Regions from separate parts of the Homo sapiens genome. Here region 1 is linked to region 2. A link is an interaction called in ENCODE POLR2A ChIA-PET data of the cell type or tissue named here. Cell type or tissue: A673. All regions are shown on one strand.

Region 1 (4,000 bases), 810 kb after region 2:
TGGTATGCACCTGTAGTCCCAGCTACTTGGGAGGCTGAGGCAGGAGAATCGCTTCAACCTTGGAGGCGGAGGTTGTAGTGAGCCGAGATCGCGCCACTGCACTCCAGCCTGGGTGACAGAGTAAGACTCCCTCTCAAAAAAAAAAAAAAAAAAAAAAAGTCTAGAGTTACTGTTCAGGGGTTTGCTGGCATCTCAATTTCATCTGTCTTTGAACAATTTTGATTTCTGATTTTAATCAGCAAGTTGAGCAAATAATAAAATAATCCCCAGCTGCTCCAAGTAAGACATCAAATGCAGAATTCAACAGCACTAAATGCAGTAGAATTTAACTGTTTCCACCCTCCTTAGACAAGTGCTGTCGAGAAATCACTTCTGCACACATTCCCCAGATTTTTGGTGCTATAAATCAGAATAGTCGTGATTATTTTTGTGTTGAAGCCTCTACCTTCAAGGTGTGACTTTGTAATTGACTCTGTTGGTATGCTAAGATTTTCTCAAATTATAGATCAAAAGAAAAACAGAGGGTGTGGTGAGGTAAGAGGCGGAGCAGCGCTGGAACAGGGGCAGCAGGAGAAGCAGGGCTGTCTTTAGCTGGCAGAGGAGGTGCAGAAGACTTCATGTTAGGTATAGTTTGGGTTCTACAAATCTTCCATGGATCCCCGTGACCATTCCTGGGGGTCTCACTCTTTCCAGATCAAAGCCCTAGATGTTCTTTTTAATTAATTAAATAATTAATTTGAGACACAGTCTTGCTCTGTCACCCAGGCTGGAGTGCAATGGCATGATCTCGGCTCACTGCAACCTCTGCCTCCTGGGGTCAAGCAATTCTCCTGCCTCAGCCTCCTGAATAGCTGAGATTACAGGTGTCCATCACCACACTCAGCTAATTTTTGTATTTTTACTAGAAACAGAGTTTCACCATGTTGTTCAGGCTAATCTCAAACTCCTGACCTCAAGGATCCACCTTGGCCTCCTAAAGTGCTGGGATTACACGCATGAGCCACCGCACCCGGCCCAGAGTCCTAGATGTTCACACTAGGAAGGCTGTAATTGAGCAATCTTGCAGAATCAAACACTGCCTTTGGCTCTCTGCTAAGCCTCATGGCTGCTAGAAAGGAGAGATTTTGGTTCTTTTCATTGGACTTTTTGTTGTTTCTTTCTCTAAGCTATCCCAGTACATCAGCTACACTGCCAGCTTCCAGTTCAATAACAAGAAGCAAATGTGTATCTGGAAGCCTGGTCCCTAGTGGGCACTTCATTCCAGATGACCACTAGCAGTAATTTTCTTAGTTATTTTGCCAGTGTGGGCTATAGGTTATACCATATTCCCAGGCCCAAAGATTAACTGGATTGCCTCCAAATTTAGCCTCAGCCAGTCTGGATAATCAATACCATTTTCATAATGGTCTGTTGCCTGAAACCCACTCCTAACACCAACTTATGTAGCAGGTAGAAAATCTGGGTACACAGCCAGGTGCGGTGGCTCACGCCTGTAATCCCAGCACTTTGGGAGGCCAAGGTGGGCGGATCATGAGGTCAGGAGATTGAGACCATCCTGGCTAACATGGTGAAACCCTGTCTCTACTAAAAATACAAAAAATTAGCCGGGCATGGTTGCAGGCACCTGTAGTCCCAGAGTACTCGGGAGGCTGAGGCAGGAGAATGGTGTGAACCCTGGAGGCGGAGATTGCAGTGAGCCGAGATCGTGCCACTGCATTCCAGGCTGGGCGACAGAGCGAGATTCATCTCAAAAAAAAAAAAAAGAAAGAAAGAAAAGAAAATTTGGGTACAAAACCAGAAGCTAGCTTTGACTACCTGAAACAGACAAGGTGACTGTTGTCAGGCAGTTCCTAACACTGAAAGAAAGCCTGGAACAAGAGGCTTAGGAGTTGGGCAGGATCCCAGAGGCACTTGGCAGCCAGGCTTTAGTCAGAATCACACCGGCACAACGGGCTGTGAAGAGAGACTTCACACTGTTCTGAGCATTAAGGTGTAGGGGAAAAAAGAGAGTGACTCCATACTGGATCCATGCCAGAGCTACCGCACCAGCAAAATAAACTCTAAACTCTTTTCATTTCTGTGTCTCACTCACTTGATTACCAAAGTCTGAGTGATGAATTCCCCTACGCAAGCTCGCTGGAGATGTCAGACAGCATCTCCATCTGCCGGAGACCCTCCATGCACCCAAGACCAGCTGTGTCAGAACAGCCAGGTGGCAGGGCTGCTTGCACTGCCCCTGCCACCAGCTGGAGGGGTTTCTCTTGCCCTAGGCCCTATACAAAGCCTTTCGGGTGGGAGCAGCACACCATGGGTAGTAACTGTGGTCTCTCAAGCCACCTCTGATGGTGGTGGCAACCAGGGCAAGGTGCAGGATGTGGTCTTTTCTGGGATATTCTGATGTTACTCAAATTACTGGATCTCCAGGAGCTTCACAGATGCAGCAGAGCCACCAATAATCCCAAATTATGTGGATATTTCCCACTCCTCCATGTAGTTTCCAGGCAAATAGCTGAAGGGCCTAATATGGGAAATCGGGCAGAAGGATTCACTGTCCGTGACTGGATATTTTGGCAGAGTCCTTTTCTCAAGCTTGGCTTCCCTATCATCAAGGGAGGCAGGTTCTTTGAGCAGATTCAGACCTGGGGAATGGGTCAGAGGTCAGGAACCTCCATTGTGCCAGCTATGGTGGTAGTTCAGGTCTACACGTCTAGGGGACCACGATGGGCTCCCCATTCTCCGGCCGAAAATCCTTACCACTGATGAGTCACAGCCAAGACCTGTGTGGCACAGACCACGGAATAACACCCAAACTTCACTTCGGGGTAAAGTATCACAGTGCTTGGCCTCTGACACCCTAGAATCCTCCCAGCCCCACTGAAATCAGGGGCTCCCTTTCCACTATCATCCCTCTCACTAGCATCTCTGTCCACACAGAATGGCTACCAAAATTATTTTCAAGAATGTAGAAGTGCTGCCAGGTGTGGTGGCTCATGCCTGTAATCCCAGCACTTTGGGAGGCCGAGGCGGGCAGATCACGAGGTCAGGAGATCGAGACCATCCTGGCTAACATGGTGAAACCCCGTCTCTACTAAAAATACAAAAAATTAGCCGGGCGTGGTAGCGGGCACCTGTAGTCTTAGCTACTTAGGAGGCTGAGGCAGGAGAATGGCATGAACCCAGGAGGCGGAGCTTGCAGTGAGCCAAGATTGTGCCACTGCACTCCAGCCTGGGCAACAGAGTGAGACTCCGTCCCAAAAAAAAAAGAATGTAGAAGTGCCACACATCTATGTATTTTTCAAGCCAGGGCAAGTTACATGTGATAAATCCACTCCAGCTTACCTACCCCCTGAAGTCTATGGATTCTTTCTACATTATAGCAAGAAATCCCTAGTATCTCAAATGCATTTAGAATTGGCCTCCTGTGAATCCAGGCTTAGGTCCACCAATTGAGCAAACAGGTTTATCCCAGCTGCTCCAGCTATGGTGTTTTAAATAGAATTTTAATTGGGTACCCTCCTAATAAAAAAATTCAGACTCATTTAAAATTATACTCTTTCTACTTTATAAAATACTCCAAGAATCCACATCTACATATGTTCTTGAGGTTTTTGCTGACATACATTAGTCAGTTGGAAATCATTTTGGTGTGTGAATCTTCGTCTCTCAGCAACAGGTGCCCAGGCTCAGCTGAGATCTTACTCTCACCGTAGGTCAAGAGACAATGAGGGGTGGGGAAATTGATCTCCTGCAGTGAAAACCCTTCCCTCTGGGCTGGTCGGCTTTCAGGCAGGAAGAAGGGGCAGCCTTGGACATTAGGTAGAGTTGGTGATTTGGGATAAATCAAGTCTTCCAAATGTTCCCATAAGTCCACCTTACAATTCCTGAAGTTCCACTCTCTTAATCACTGACCTGTTTTCAGCTGGGAGAGTGAGGGAAGCTGCCAATTCCACGGACATCAAAGTTTGGCACCCACAGGGATCAGCCTTGGCTCTCATTTTCA
Region 2 (4,000 bases):
CATAATGTAATAGGAGCATCTCCTCCAACAACAACTTATTAATACTACCAAGTCTTCTTTCCTTCTTTCTACTTAACTGGGTAAATTTGGGGGTGGAGGTGCTTATAATTACCGAATATACTGAATATAATTACTGATACTGATAGTATCAAATACTATCCAGTGACTTAAAGTACAAAACAATTTTCATTTCTTAAAAAAAAAAAATTCCGATTTTTTTAACATTTGGCAGGAATAAATTAATTCTGTGGCTTCTGAAGGAAGAAGTGCTTTGAAAGCTTAATGGGGAGTGGGCTGCCTCTCCGACTGACTTATTCACCTGCTTTAACACCTAACTCCAAAGTCGCACATAAGGGTTAGAGAATGAGTTTTCAACTATGACAAAGAAGGAGCATTGGCTTTGCTTCATCTATGGTTGCTCTAGTGATACAGCAAATACTCTGCAAATTCTGAATGAAGTCAGCTGATTTTTCCCATTAACAGAAAGAACTTATGGAAGCACAGAAAATATTAAGGCACAGGCTGCAGCACTACGTACTACTTCCAGTCCCATACCTCTGTCATACCCCAGTATCCCATCGCCTCAGTTCTGAGTCATGCGAGAGTCACTAAGAGACAAGAAATAAGCTCTCTGAGGGCAAAAGCAGCTGAGCCAAGTGTGGCTTCACCTCTGTCTTGAAACGATACTCAGCACAGTGTCTCAAAAAAACAGTAGGCACTCAAAAAATGTTTCTGGAATGAACAGACTACACTTGATGATTTTCTCTAATGGAGACTTCAATTTCTGTTTCAAGCTAAGAGAGCACCTATTTAGAAAACTGATGGTCTACCCCCACCTCACTGTATTTCTAGTATCTAGAAACCTATCCCATTCTTTACTATTAACCGTAACTAACAACCATATTCCTTTCATTTATGAAATATTCAAATGCAAAAGCATTTGTTGGTGAAAACAAACGTGGGATTCTTATTTATTGACTTACAGAAAAATTACTCAAAAATCCCAGTTACTTACCAGCAACTTATTTTTCTTTGAAAATGTATCATCCTTGACAGTTTACATAATTAAGTCTCATGTCACTCAGAGTAGTGAAAAGAATTTTTACCTCATGGGTCTCCACATTTCACCTGGTCAGAGCCATGTGTCCTGGACTCAGGAACTTACTAGGAGACCTTTATCAACAAATTAGATTCTCTAATTCCAGTTCCAACTTGAGGATCACACAAGGAAGTTAGAGATGATTCATCATCAATGGTTTAAAAAAAAAGGGGATGGGGGGGACTAGAATCATTACCAAGGATGCTACATTTTCAGAGAAACACAGCTTACTGGTAAGTAACCAGGTTCCTCTGAGGATGGATAGACTTACATCAACCAGCTGGTACAATAGGCGACTGTGTGGCTGGACCACTGGGAGCTGGAGAGGGAAGTCAAGCCAAAAATAGTAGTTGTAGGAGTACACAACCAAACTGAGACTCTTGGCAGAAGGCTGGTTCCAAGTAAAAACTGTGTTATGGAAAATCGTAGAGGGAAGAGCAGGTGAATGGCCTGCAGGGAAGGGAAAGAAATTAACACACCCTACTATGTGCCAAGCACTGTGCTAGAGACTTTACCAAAGTTAGCTTCTTTAAATTTCACAACTACCCTGTGAGGTAGGTATGACTCCCCATTTTACAGTGGACATCCCAAAGACAACAGCCATGGCCGTCCTGCCTCTGAATAATCTTTAACATGAGAAAGGCTAAGTCCAACTTCCATATAGTAGGGGAAAACATACAATCAATTAGCCAAGTAAAAAATATTCTCAGATACTGGTTGGTCCATTTATTTCATGCCAGAGACATAGTAAACTGTTGACATTGTCTAACATCCTGTAGCCTTTCCATGTGACAACAGCGAGGAAGGTGCAGGAAGGTCGGCACTCCAGGAAAGGAAGAGTCAGAAGAAAGCATCAGCTGTCACCAAGTCTAGAGAAAAGCTGGGGGTGATTTCTGAAACTACCCTATATTCTGCAGGACTTGAGGAAAGAAAAGATAACACGCCCAAGTTTTAAATTAGCTAGCCCTTCTGGTGAAAATGACCGTGTATATAATTTAAGTTCAGGCTACTTTTATGCAAAGTAAGTACTGAAGAAAAACTGCAATGAGATAAATAGCAAATTTGGATAAAGTAAAGAGAAGCTCAATAATGGAAGTGAATTCATAATCAGGTTGAGAAGGCAAAATAGGAGAAGGGAGATTGAAGACGACACTTGAAAAGAAATGAGTCGCTCCAACAGGAGAGAGGCAGAAACAAAAACGGAAGAAAAAACCCCATTAAGATATTGACACAGATGTATTTAATGAAAGCAACTAATCAAGTGTTGGAGTTAAGAAATGAAAAAGAGTAATTCATATCAGATTGTAAATTATTTCAGTTTGTGTTGTTCAGTATTTGTTACAGACCAATTCCACATTGGGTGAAGAACCTCTACCCTACAACACAAGGGTATTTGCTTCTCAGTTCACTTTTATCCTGTAATTAACGGTTTCTACATTCCAAGGGGCGGGGAATGATAACACAGCATTTAACATAGGACATTTGGAATACAGTATCGGGAAGTTTAGACTCCTTTTTTTTTTTTTTTTTTTTTTGAGACAGGGTCTAGCTCTTGTTGCCAAGGTTAGAGTGCAGTGGTGCAATCATGGCTCACTGCAGCCTCAAACTCCTGGGCTCAAATGATTATCTCACCTCAGCCTCCCGAGTAGCTGGGACTACAAGTACGTGTCACCACATCTGGCTAATTTTTTTATTTTTTATTGAGATGGGATCTCACTATGTTGCTCAGGCTGGGAGGAAATTTAGATCCTTAAAGCTCTTCCCCGCATCCTACCTTCAGAAGCCGGGCCCTGAATGAAAGGAATCACAAACATGCAAACCTACTTAATCCTAGGTTAAAATCCTGAAGGGCTGTTAAGGTAAATCATTCCCTCATCTGCAGCTTTGCGGAAAAACTCCAGTTTTGCTAAGTACTGGAGATCAGAAACAGAATAATCATCACAGGTAGTAAGCACTCAAAAAAGTACATGAAGCAGGTAACAAGAGTGATGTTCATCCACCACATGTAAATTCAAATTTCTAATTCAATAACAGTCCTGTGAGTAGAAAAAAGAACAATTTCTGTCATTGGGGGAAAAATCAACTAAAATGGAACAGAGAGTATTATATAAATCTATAGTTTATATAGGCTGTGGCAGTAAAATTGTTTTGAAGCCTTGCTTAAATCAGTGGATCTGGGTTTAATACTACAAAGTAGTAGAGGTTCAAGTGAGTGGGCAAGACCAGGCGCAGTGGCTCAGGCCTGTAATCCCAGCACTTTGGGAGGCCAAGGTGGGCGGATCACTTGAGGTCAGGAGTTCAAGACCAGCCTAGCCAACATGGTGAAACCCTGTCTTTACTAAAATACAAAAATTAGCCAGGTGTGGTGGTGCATGCCTGTAGTCCCAGCTGCTCTGGAGGCCAAGGCACAAGAATAGCTTGAACCCAGGAGGCAGAGGTTGAGGTGAGACAAGATGACGCCACTGCACTCCAGCATGGGTAATAGAGCAAAACTCTGTCAAATAAGGAAGGAAGGAAGGAAGGAAGGAAGGAAGGAAGGAAGGAAGGAAGGAAGGAAAGTGAGTGAGCAAGATGGCACAGGCTGTGGTTTCTGAAGGGAAACACTTCAGGTCTTGCTCGAGTGGTAGAACTGCCCAGGAAACCACCAACCAAGAAGGCTGATTCTGCTGATCTTCAAAAACAAGTTTACAACTGCCCCTCACTATTCATTAATTACTCAGTAAATAGTGTTGAAACAACCAGGAAACTAAAAAGAACAAAATTAAAAACCAAATCCCCTACCCATTCTTTACACCAAAGGAAATTCCTGATGGGTTAAATGATATTAGAATATAAAAATGAAAACAGAGAACTAAAGGAAAGATAGGTAGATAATTTATAATCTTGAAGTGAAGAAAGACT

The links. Peaks named below come from ENCODE experiments on the same cell type or tissue, not always from the same donor. Only the 100,000 strongest peaks of a DNase experiment are listed, where the experiment ranks them.
Region 1: POLR2A ChIA-PET joins it to region 2 with 5 read pairs; 2 of 35 experiments call an interaction of 5 or more read pairs at or near these places.

The regions. Positions count from the first base shown.
Region 1 is chr7:149,640,868-149,644,867 of GRCh38, forward strand. No RefSeq gene overlaps it. Among named protein-coding and RNA genes, the nearest start is that of TRC-GCA12-1, 4.2 kb to the right of the region's middle. In A673, no CTCF peak of the experiment used is centred here; no DNase peak of the experiment used is centred here.
Region 2 is chr7:148,835,452-148,839,451 of GRCh38, forward strand. The region is part of intron 3 of EZH2 (enhancer of zeste 2 polycomb repressive complex 2 subunit); the gene reads right to left. Among named protein-coding and RNA genes, the nearest start is that of EZH2, 47 kb to the right of the region's middle. In A673, no CTCF peak of the experiment used is centred here; a DNase peak (open chromatin) is centred at 3,700; H3K27ac peaks cover 2,259 bases.